Regions from separate parts of the Homo sapiens genome. Here region 1 is linked to region 2. A link is an interaction called in ENCODE POLR2A ChIA-PET data of the cell type or tissue named here. Cell type or tissue: HepG2. All regions are shown on one strand. Links, peaks and the distances in the headings refer to the core of each region. The heading gives the core; the rest is flanking DNA. Region 1 overlaps LOC105372437 (a long non-coding RNA gene). Region 2 overlaps MYH14 (myosin heavy chain 14).

Region 1 (5,375 bases), core at 58-5,057, 71 kb after region 2:
CACGAGTTTGAGGCTGCAGTGAGCCATGATCGCACTACTGCACTCCAGCCTGGGTGACACAGCAAGACCCAATCTCAACAAATAAATAAATAAAAAGAAAAAAATTATTTTAAAAAAGGAGCTCTGAGCCAGACGTGGTGGCTCACGCCTGTAATCCCAGCACTTTGGGAGGCTGAGGTGGGCAGATCACCTAAGGTCGGGAGTTCAAGACCAGCCTGATCAACATGGAGAAACCCCATCTCTACTAAAAATACAAAATTAGCCGGGGTGGTGTGGCACATGCCTGTAATCCCAGCTACTTGGGAGGCTGAGGCAGGAGAATCGCTTGAACCCAGGAGGTGGAGGTTGTGGTGAGCCAAGATCGTGCCATTGCACTCCAGCCTGGGCAACAAGAGTGAAACTCTGTCTCAAAAAAAATAAATAAATAAAAGGGAGCTCTGATCTTAGGAGATGTCAGAGTAGAGCCCTCGGGGTGAGAGCCCACTTTAGAGATCTGGAAAGCCAAGAAAGAAGAGTCAAGGATCCTGGGTGCCAGGTTTGGGAATCACTGAACCAGGAGCCCCAGACTTAAAGGGCAAAAAGCAGAGAATCCCTCCCAGGTTTGGGGGTGGCAAATGGGGTCACCATACCGGATCAGTGTGGCCCCAGCAGGCTCCACATTCAGCAGAGGCAGCAGCAGCAGCAAGGGTAGCAGCAGCAGTGGTGGAGACATTGCTGGGGAGCCGGGTGTGAACCCAGGCTTCCTAGTTTTCTTTCCCCTGTGACTCCACCCTGTTTATGCCCCACCTCCCGGTTTAGGAGGTGACCAGAACACGAGGTCTCTCAGCAGGTGACACAGGGGGACAAGGATGTTTTTGAAGATTTGTGCAGAGTATTTGTGTAGTGTCAACAAAAGTTGTATCCTGTGTCCTTAGTGCTCCTCATTCCCTACTTGGGGGGTGGTGGTCGTGGGGTGTCCTCTGCTGGGACTGCCTCCCACCCCCCATCCTTTAGCCTCTGTCACTTTTACTTCTCACTTTCACATCACTTTTCTGAGACTCATTAACCACAGTGTTTCCTTGGCCAAGTGGGAGGGACCAGCAGGTGTCTGTGAAGGGCCTGGGGAAGGGAGAGAGGAACTGATTATAAGCCTGCCCTCCCATATGAAGTGGGACTGCCTGCGTCTGAGGACCCAGACTCTTATTTGTAGGTGAAGTATGTTTCTTGTAAGCAACAAAACATTGGGTCTTCTTTTTCATCCATTCATCCGTTCTATATCTTTTTATTCGAGAGTTTAGTCCATTTACATTCAATGTTGTTCTTGATAAGGACGTCCTCCTGACATTTTGTTACTTGTTTTCTGGTTGTTTTGTAGTATTCTCTTCTTTCTGTCCTTCTTTCATGTTATTTATTTATTTATTTATTCATTTATTTTTGAGACAGAATCTCATTGTCGCCCAGGCTGGAGTGCCGTGGTGCAATCTCGGCTCACTGCAACCTCTGCCTCCTGGATTCAAGCGATTCTCGCCTCAGCCTCCCGAGTAGCTGGGACTACAGGCGCGTGCCACTGCACCTGGCTAATTTATGTATTTTTAATAGAGATTTGGTTTCATGATGTTGGCCATACTGATCTCAAACTCCTGACTTCAGGTGATCCACCCGCCTCAGCCTCCCAGAGTGCTGGGATTACACATGTGAGCCACCACACCTGGCCTCTGTTTTCCTTTTAGAGAAGATAATTTTCCTTGGTCATATGATTTAATTTTTTGCTTTTTTTTTTGTATCTGTTGTATGTTTTTTGATTTGAGGTTACCATGAGGCTTGCAAATATTGTCTTTTTTTTTTTTTTTTTTTGAGATGGAATCTCGCTCTGTTACCCAAGCTGGAGTGCAGTGGCTCGATCTCGGCTCACTGCAAGCTCTGCCTCCTGGGTTGACGCCATTCTCCTGCCTCAGCCTCCAGGGTAGCTGGGACTACAGGTGCCTGCCACCACACCTGGCTATTTTTTTTTTTTTTTTTTTGTATATTTAGTAGAGACGAGGTTTCACCGTGTTAGCCAGGATGGCCTCGATCTCCTGACCTCATGATCCGCCTGCCTTGGCCTCCCAAAGTGCTGGGGTTACAGGCGTAAGCCACTGTGCCCTGCCATAAATACTATCTTATAACCCATTATTTTAAGCTGACAACATAAACTTAACACTGTTTGCATAAACAAACCAACAAACCAACAAACAATAAGAAAATTAGTAAAAACTCTACACCTTCACTTTGTCCCCAACTTTTTAACTTTTTGTTGTTTGTATTTATATCTTATTGTACTGTCTATGTCTTGAAGCGTTGTTGTAGTTATTATTTTTGATTGGTTCATCCTTTAGTTTTTCTACTTAAGAGTTGTTCACACACCATAGTTATACTGTTACAATACACCATGTTTTTCTGTGTGCTTACTATTAGCAGTGAGTTTTGTACCTTCAGATGATTTTTTTTTTTTTTTTTGAGACGGAGTCTTGCTCTGTCACCCAGGCTGGAGTGCAGTGGTGCGATCTCAGCTCACTGCAAGCTCCACCTCCCGGGTTCATGCCATTTTCCTGCCTCAGCCTCCCGAGTAGCTGGGACTACAGGCACCCACCACCACATCCGGCTAATTTTTTTGTATTTTTAGTAGAGACGGGGTTTCACCGTGTTAGCCAGGATGGTCTCGATCTCCTGACCTCGTGATCCACATGTCTCTGCCTTCCAAAGTGCTGGGATTACACACGTGAGCCACCGCGTCTGGCCCAGATGATTTTTTATCACTCATTAACATGCTTTTCTTTCTGACTGAAGTACTCCCTTTAGCATTTCTTGTAGGACAGATCCGGTGTTGATGAAATTCCTCAGCTTTGTTTGTTCTGGGAGAGTCTTTATTTCTCCTTCATGCTTGAAGAATATTTTCACTGGATATGCTATTCTAGTGTAGCAGGACAAGCTGTGGAGAAAACCCCACAGACACCGAGATAGTGAAGGAAGTAGCTTTTAATCAGCTGGAAGCATCAGCAGACTAGCATCTTAAAATTCAAGCTTGTTGAGTGCACAATTTCTGTCGCTTTTAAGGGTTCACAACACTAAAGATTTTACATGAAAGGACCGTGATTGATTGAGCAATCTAGGGGGTATGTGACAGGGGCTGCATGCACCAGTAATCAGAGCAAAGCAGAACAGAACGAGAAGTTTCACAATGTCTTTCCATACAATGTCTGGAATTTATGGATAATCGGTTGCTAGGTCATGGGTTGAATTTTAACTATCAGGCTAAGGTCAGGCAGGCCCAGGCCTGGTTTTGGGTCTGGTTTTGGGTCTGGTGCATGGCGCCGGGCTGCCTGCCTTTGGTTTCGCTTCCTTGTTTCTTCTTAAAACAGGTACTGAGTATGAAACAATATAGAACAATATGGGGGGGTCTCTTTCTCTCTTCTCTCATTTCCCCGCTTTGAGACTCTCACTCATGGTATTAGTGGAAGTTCTCACTTTCATTTTTACTACTTATGTCTTCCTGTGCAATAGATTGATAGTGATTCAAATAATATACTCGTGCTGAAGCATTCTGGTGAACTAAGGTAGTGATGAAGCTTTTTATCATTTGAAGAAGTATAGGTAGCAAACAAGGGAGTAGTAAGCGGATTCCTATTACTATTATAACTCCTATTATAAGAGTTTTAAGCCCTCCTATTGCTGGGAACCAATTTCCAAACATGGCCTCAGGATCAAATCCGTGCCACACTCGCACTGTACATGTGCCAGTTTTGTTATATCTTTAACTATGTCTTCAACTACTTGCCCTTGATCATCTATGTGGAGACAGCAATTAGTAAGGTTAAATTTTCCACAAACTCCTCCTTCAGCTGCTAGCAAGTAGTCGAGAGCTAGTCTATTTTGGTAGATAGCATTCCTCATCTGAGTCTCTTGCCGGGCAAGAACAGTCAAGGCTTGACCAGTTTAATTAGTAATAATTTCTAAAACAGCTTGCAACTGTATGATTCAGTTGAGCATGTAGATGGGGGTCCAATATCCCTATGAGCCATCTTATGCCCAAGTGGCGGGCCCATAGTATTGTATAATTCTTTCAGGGGGCCATCATCATCTTTCCAGTTACCTATGGCTATGCTTCGTTTTTCACGGGAAGCATAGACAGGGAATCCTAAGAGTTTGTTGTTTTTATGGGCAGCAGGAAGAAAGATGGTTTAATAGTGCCAATTACACAGCTACCTGTCTACTGATCAGATAGCTTAGCATAAGCTCTATGTCCACATATCCAGTATAACCCAGTAGGGGCAGTCCAGTCCCAGTGGAATTCTGGGTGGGCCTAAACAGTCTGCAATTTTGGAAATTTACGGAATGGATTTTTTTCCGTGTAATTGGAACTCCACCATGTAACTGTTTTTGTGGTACCATTATACAGTTTTTGTCCAAGACAACTAACCTGTCCTACAGGATGAGTGAATTCTTTTCCTTCTCTAGCTATGCAACATTGTCCAATAATTGAGGCTTTTAGAACCCAGAAATTGTCAGGGTGGTTCTTTTGGGCCGAGAATTCATCAGGAACTGGGTCTGTAGGAACTCATTCTCGGGCTTCCCATGGCCACTGATCTCCTGTTACAGTTGCTCCACAAACAAAACACGAAGTGACTTTTAGAGACTGGGCTACATGCTCGGCTAACTGCAAAAACAAATGTCTAGTTTTTCCTGGAATTTCAGGCACTGGCACATTTTGTTCATCATAGAAAGTGTGAAATACTGGCTCTGGAGAGCATGTTCGAACCTCTCCTTTTATTAAAATGTTTACCCTAGGGTCTAGTCTTTTTCCATCAATGCCTAGAGATAAGTATTTTCCTTTTTTCTATTTTGGGTCTGAGGGGCTTGTGATTACTAATTTTAAAGGGTTGCAGCTTCCACTCATGCAGGACAGGCTTCCTTTCCCTTTTTGGAGCAAAACAGGATCTTTTTCATTTTTTTTTTCCCAAGTAGCCTAAATGACACAAGACCAGTACCCACATTCTTTTCCACACAATCCTGATTCATGACAGATGTACTTATTTTCGGTCATGTAGTTTTTTCCTAATTAAAAGAGCCACATCCTGCTCCTAACTTATTGCTATTAATGACAGCACAGCGTCAAATCTTAAGATTATGCATTTGGGCACCCCTTTTTCTTCTGTTCTGGCTAATACTTTACTTGTATCATTTATGAGTCCCTGCCAGTGTTCAGTCCTTAATCTTATTTCAAAAACTGTGGAAATGGGAGGTTCAGAGGGGTCATAGCACACATCGGGCTGGTCACTTCCTGGATCACAGACTTTGTACTGAGTGTTATTATACAAACATGTTCCTTTTGGAATTCCTAGGCCTTCATAATAACTATA
Region 2 (5,375 bases), core at 255-5,254:
GTCTCAAAAAAAAAAAAAAAAAAAAAAAAAAGAGCTATTTCTTCCTCTTCCCTGCTTGGCCTCCCCACACCAAACAGCCCAGAATCAGCTGAGATTTGCCAAGTGGCCTATGTTAGGAATCATAATAATTATATTTACACTCGTTCACAGTAATTGAGCTCCTACTGTATGCCAAATGTGGTGCTTAGTGTTTCAAATGCTTTTTATGCACTGTGCTTCATGCAATCTAAGACCCACTTGATTACAAGTACAGCTCCATTTCGGAGATGTTAAAATGTGAAAAACTGTGCATCTTAGAGTTGATGGAACATGGGGGGTGTGTGTGTGTGTGTGTGTGTGTGTGTGTGGTTAAGAACACGTCTTTGTTTTGTTTTGAAACGGAGTCTTGCCCTGTTTCCCAGGCTGGAGTGCAATGGTGTGATTTCGGCTCACTGCAACCTCTGCCTCCCAGGTTCAAGCAATTCTTGTACTTCAGCCTCCCAAGTAGCTGGGATTACAGGTGCCCGCCAACAAGCTAATTTTCGTATTTTTAGTAGAGACGGGCTTTCACCATGTTGCCCAGGCTGGTCTGGAACTCCCAACCTCAGGTGATCCATTCGCTGAGGTTAGGATTATAGGCGTGAGGCACTGCACCCGGCCGTGAACACACATCTTTGAGTCTGACTTCTGGGTTGGAATCCTGGCTTCTCCCCTTTCTAGTCATGTGACCTCATGCAAATCACATCACCTCTCTAGCCTCAGTTTTTTCATCTATAAAATGGGGTAATTGTAGACAGTACTCCTAAGGTTAGTGTGAGGGTTAAAGAAGAAAGTGCTCCTCAGACACTTCGCATACCCTGAGCCCTCAATAAATGCCGGATGTTTCTGTTACTACTTTATTACTCTTGTTAATTTTTTTCTTTTTTACTGAGGTGAAATTCACATAAAAGTAACCATTTTTTAAATGTACAATTCAGTAGATTTTGCCCATTCACAATGCTGTGTAACCATCACCTCTATCTAGTTCTAGAACATTTTCTCTTTTATTGAGCTGGAGTCTTGCCCTGTCGCCCAGGCTGGAGTGCAGTGGCATGATCTTGCCTCACTACATCCTCCGCCTCTTGGGTTCAAGCAATTCTCCTGCCTCAGCCTCCCGAGTGGCTGGGACTACAGGTGCCCACCACCACACCCAGCTAATTTTTGTATTTTTAGCAGAGACGGGGTTTCACTATGTTGGCCAGGCTGGTCTCAAACTCCTGACCTCAGGTGATCCACCTGCCTTGGCCTCCCAAAGTGCTGGGATTACAGGCATGAGCCACTGTGCTGGCCTCCAGAACTTTTTTATCACCCCCAAAAGGAAACCCTGTATGTATTAACCAATCACAGCCAGGCACAGTGACTCACGCCATAATCCAGCACTCTGAGAGTAGGAGGCAGGAGGGTCGCCTGAGCCCAGGAATTCAAGACCAGCCTGGGCAATATAATGAGACCCTGTCTCTACAAAAAACTTTTAAAAATTAGCCAAGCATGGTGGCATGTGCCTGTAGTCTCAGCTACTTAGAGGACTGAGGTGGGAGGATCCTTTGAACCTGGGAAGTCGAGGCTGCAGTGAGCTATGATTGTGCCACTGCACTCTGGTCTAGGTGACAGAACGAGACCCTCTCTCTCAAAAAAAAAAAAAAAAAGAAAGCAGCCACTCCCCATCCCTCCTTCTCCCCAGCCTGGCAGCCTCTGATCCACTTTCTGTCTAAATAGAATTTGCCTATTCTAGATATTTCATACAACATGTGGCCTTTTGTGCTTTAGTTATTTTTATCGCCATCTCCCCAGCAACCCTGGTAAAGGGGAGTGTTCATCGTCATGTCCTCCCACAAATCAGGACCCTGCCCTTCTTAAGTCACTTGTTGGAGCAGGGGGCCAGGAGAGGATACTAAGCCAGGCCTGTGTGGCTCCTGAACCATTAACCCCCAGGTCCCAGTTGGTGCTGCCCCCAGATCCAGCTTCTCTTTGCAATGACGCTGTGTGAAGGGACAGGAAGCCACATCCCTGTGAGAGCTGTAAGGAGGGACTCCGGGCCAACCCAGCCACTCACGGACCCGGTAACCTCGGCAAGTGCTTTCTCCACGCTAGACCTCAGTTTCCTCATTTGGCAGGAACATTAAATGAGGTGATACAAGTAAAGCACTGGCATGAGGCAGGAACTTACTAAGTGTCTCCTACGATTACTGTTGCTGTCATTCCCACTTTACAGCTAAGAAAACTGAGGTTCGAAATGAGTCAGGCTGGGCGAAGTGGCTCACTCCTGCAATCCCAGCACTTTGTAAGGCCGAGGTGGGAGGATGACTTGAGGCCAGGAGTTCGAGACCAGCCCTAGGCAACATAGGCAGACCTTGTCTCTTTGGGGAAAAAAGATTAGCCAGGCATAGTGGACCGCACCTGTGGTCTCAGCTACACGGGATGCTGTGGTAGGAGGATCACTTGAGCCCAGGAATTTGAGGCTGCAGTGAGCCGTGACTGCACCACTGCACTCCAGCATGGGCAGCAGAGCGAGACCCTGTCTCAGAAAACTTAAATTAGTACTGCAGCCAAGTGCCCAGTGGCAGAGAGAGGATTCTAACCTGGGACTGGCCACTCCCAAAGCCCACATCCAGCCTCTCAGTCCCCAGAAATCATTGCCTCACTCTGGCCTGCCCCTGTATCAACTCCACGGTTCTTGTCACCCCCAGGGCAGAAGACGAGGGTGGGGCCCGGGCCCAGCTGCTGAAATCCCTGCGGGAGGCTCAAGCAGCCCTGGCCGAGGCCCAGGAGGACCTGGAGTCTGAGCGTGTGGCCAGGACCAAGGCGGAGAAGCAGCGCCGGGACCTGGGCGAGGAGCTGGAGGCGCTGCGGGGCGAGCTGGAGGACACGCTGGACTCCACCAACGCACAGCAGGAGCTCCGGTGAGGCCCGGTGGCAGGCCGCTGTCACAGCCTGTGCACATACAGGGCTGGGGGAAGGACTTAGGTACAAAGTCTCTGTCTATACAGAGGCTTACTTATTGTACAGTTGTTCATGAACCACCGGCTCTAGGTCCGGCCTGGGTCAAGCTGGGGACAGAGATGGGTCAGACCCAGGTGTTACCCTTGGGAACTTCCAGTCTCAGGGGAGGCAGATTCAGGCAAAGACAATCTCAACCCAGAACAAGGGGTGCTTTAGCGGAGTAACACGGGGCACTGTGGGTGATAAGTGAAGACCCCTAAACCAAGTCTATGGGAGATCCAGGAAGACTTTCCTGAGGAAGGGCCTTTTGGAAAAGGGTTTTGAAAGGTGAATAGGAGTTCACCCTTAAAGCCACACTCCTTCCACAGCATCACCACCCAGATCTCCTGAGGAGCATAACATGAGGCCCTCATATTTTAAGGAAACATGAAAAGGAGAAACAACCAGCTCCCCCAAAGCCCCTGCCTTCCTCTGCTCTGAAATTCCCATCCTCTCTCCTTTCCCCCAATAAAGGTCCAAGAGGGAACAGGAGGTGACGGAGCTGAAGAAGACTCTGGAGGAGGAGACTCGCATCCACGAGGCGGCAGTGCAGGAGCTGAGGCAGCGCCACGGCCAGGCCCTGGGGGAGCTGGCGGAGCAGCTGGAGCAGGCCCGGAGGGTGGGTTGGGGCAGGGGGACAGGGCAGGGGGGCCACGGGGAGGGCAGGGCAGGACGCGGGGTTGGAGGAGGTACCGCTGGCTGGTTCTAGGCTAGCTCATCTCCCTGGGCCCCTTTCCTCACGCATTCATGTGCATCTTTCATTCAGCAAGCATTAATGGGGTGTGGACTATGTTCCAGGAGCATTGCTGGGGAACCAGCCATGAACCCAACAACCAGCACTGCCTTCCCTTGTGGAGCTTTCCTTTTAGTGAGAGAGGCAGAGGGTAAACAATATAAACACTTTCAGTTTATATTGGGGTGATAAGTGCTATGGGGCCATAATGAACAGGAAAAAGGGATCAGAATTCTAAGGCGGGTGAGTTTTTAAGTAGAGAGGCTGTGGAGGTATTCTGCGAGAAGGTGACATCAGGGTAAAAAACTGAGGGAGTGGCCGGGCATGGTGGCTCTTGCCTGTAACTTTGGGAGGCTGAGGCAGGCAGATCACTTGAGGCCAGGAGTTCGAGACCAGCCTGGGCAACATGGTGAAACCCCATCTCTACTAAAAATACAAAAACTAGCTGGGCGTGGTGGCACACACGCCTATAGTCCCAGCTACTTGAGAGGCTGAGGCAGGAGAATCACTTGAACCCAAGAAGCAGAGGTTGAAGTGAGTCAAGATTGTACCATTCCACTCCAGCCTGGGTGACAGAGCAAGACTCTGTCTCAAAAAACAAACAAACAAACAAAAATGGGCCAGACGTGGTGGCTCATGGCTGTAATCCCAGCACTGTGGGAGGCTGAGGTGGGTGGATCACCTGAGGTCAGGAGTTCAAGACCAGCCTGGCCAACATGGCAAAATCCCATCTCTACTAAAAACACAAAAAATTAGCCGGGCGTGGTGGTGGGCGCCTGTAATCCTAGCTACTTGGGAGGCTGAGACAGGAGAATCACTTGAACCTGGGAGGCGGAGGTTGCAGTGAGCAGAGATCGTGCCTTTGCACTCCAGCTTGGGCAACAAGACTGAAGCACTGTCTCAAAAAAAAAAAAAAAATTGGGAGTGAGGGGTGAGCTATTTGTTCACTGGGAGAAGTGTGTTCCAGGCAGAGGGAACAGCCAGTGCAAAGGCCCTGAGATGGGAGTGTGCCTGGCCTGGTCCAGGAAAGGCCTCATAGATCTTTGCTCATCTCCTTCCCACACCAGGGCAAAGGTGCATGGGAGAAGACCCGGCTGGCCCTGGAGGCCGAGGTGTCCGAGCTGCGGGCAGAACTGAGCAGCCTGCAGACTGCACGTCAGGAGGGTGAGCAGCGGAGGCGCCGCCTGGAGTTACAGCTGCAGGAGGTGCAGGGCCGGGCTGGTGATGGGGAGAGGGCACGAGCGGAGGCTGCTGAGAAGCTGCAGCGAGCCCAGGTAAGTGGGGTGGGCAGGGCAGAGGTTTCTGCTGTGTGACCTTGGTGACATGCCTGCCCTCTCTGGGCTTCTATTTGGTCCATATCAAACCAATTGTCTCGTTTGGCTCTTCCAACATAATCATGTACAAGTCTGGGCACAGTGGCTCATGTCTGTAATTCTAGCACTTGGGAGGCCAAGGCAGGAGGATTGCTTGAGCCCAGGAGTTCGAGACCAGCCTGGGCAACATAGTGAGACCCCATCTTCAGAAAAAAAAAAATTTTAATTAGCCAGGTATGCTGGCATGTGCCTGTAGTCCCAGCTACTCAGGGGACTGAGGAAGGAGGATCCCTTGAGCCTGGGAGGTCGAGGCTGCAATGAGCTGTGATTGT

What was found. Peaks named below come from ENCODE experiments on the same cell type or tissue, not always from the same donor. Only the 100,000 strongest peaks of a DNase experiment are listed, where the experiment ranks them.
Region 1: POLR2A ChIA-PET joins it to region 2 with 6 read pairs; 6 of 35 experiments call an interaction of 5 or more read pairs at or near these places.

Annotation. Positions count from the first base shown.
Region 1 is chr19:50,344,044-50,349,418 of GRCh38, forward strand. All of the region lies in intron 2 of LOC105372437 (a long non-coding RNA gene), which reads left to right. It also overlaps the pseudogene NAPSB. Among named protein-coding and RNA genes, the nearest start is that of KCNC3, 17 kb to the left of the region's middle. RefSeq lists enhancers at 596-645, 3,278-3,427. In HepG2, for the core only: no CTCF peak of the experiment used is centred there; a DNase peak (open chromatin) is centred at 3,158; H3K4me3 peaks cover 1,406 bases.
Region 2 is chr19:50,273,286-50,278,660 of GRCh38, forward strand. It overlaps MYH14 (myosin heavy chain 14), which reads left to right. Exons shown (of 43, transcript NM_001145809.2): 28 at 2,706-2,918; 29 at 3,472-3,616; 30 at 4,798-5,004. Among named protein-coding and RNA genes, the nearest start is that of KCNC3, 53 kb to the right of the region's middle. In HepG2, for the core only: a CTCF peak has its summit at 3,544 (motif pointing right); a DNase peak (open chromatin) is centred at 2,986; H3K4me3 peaks cover 363 bases.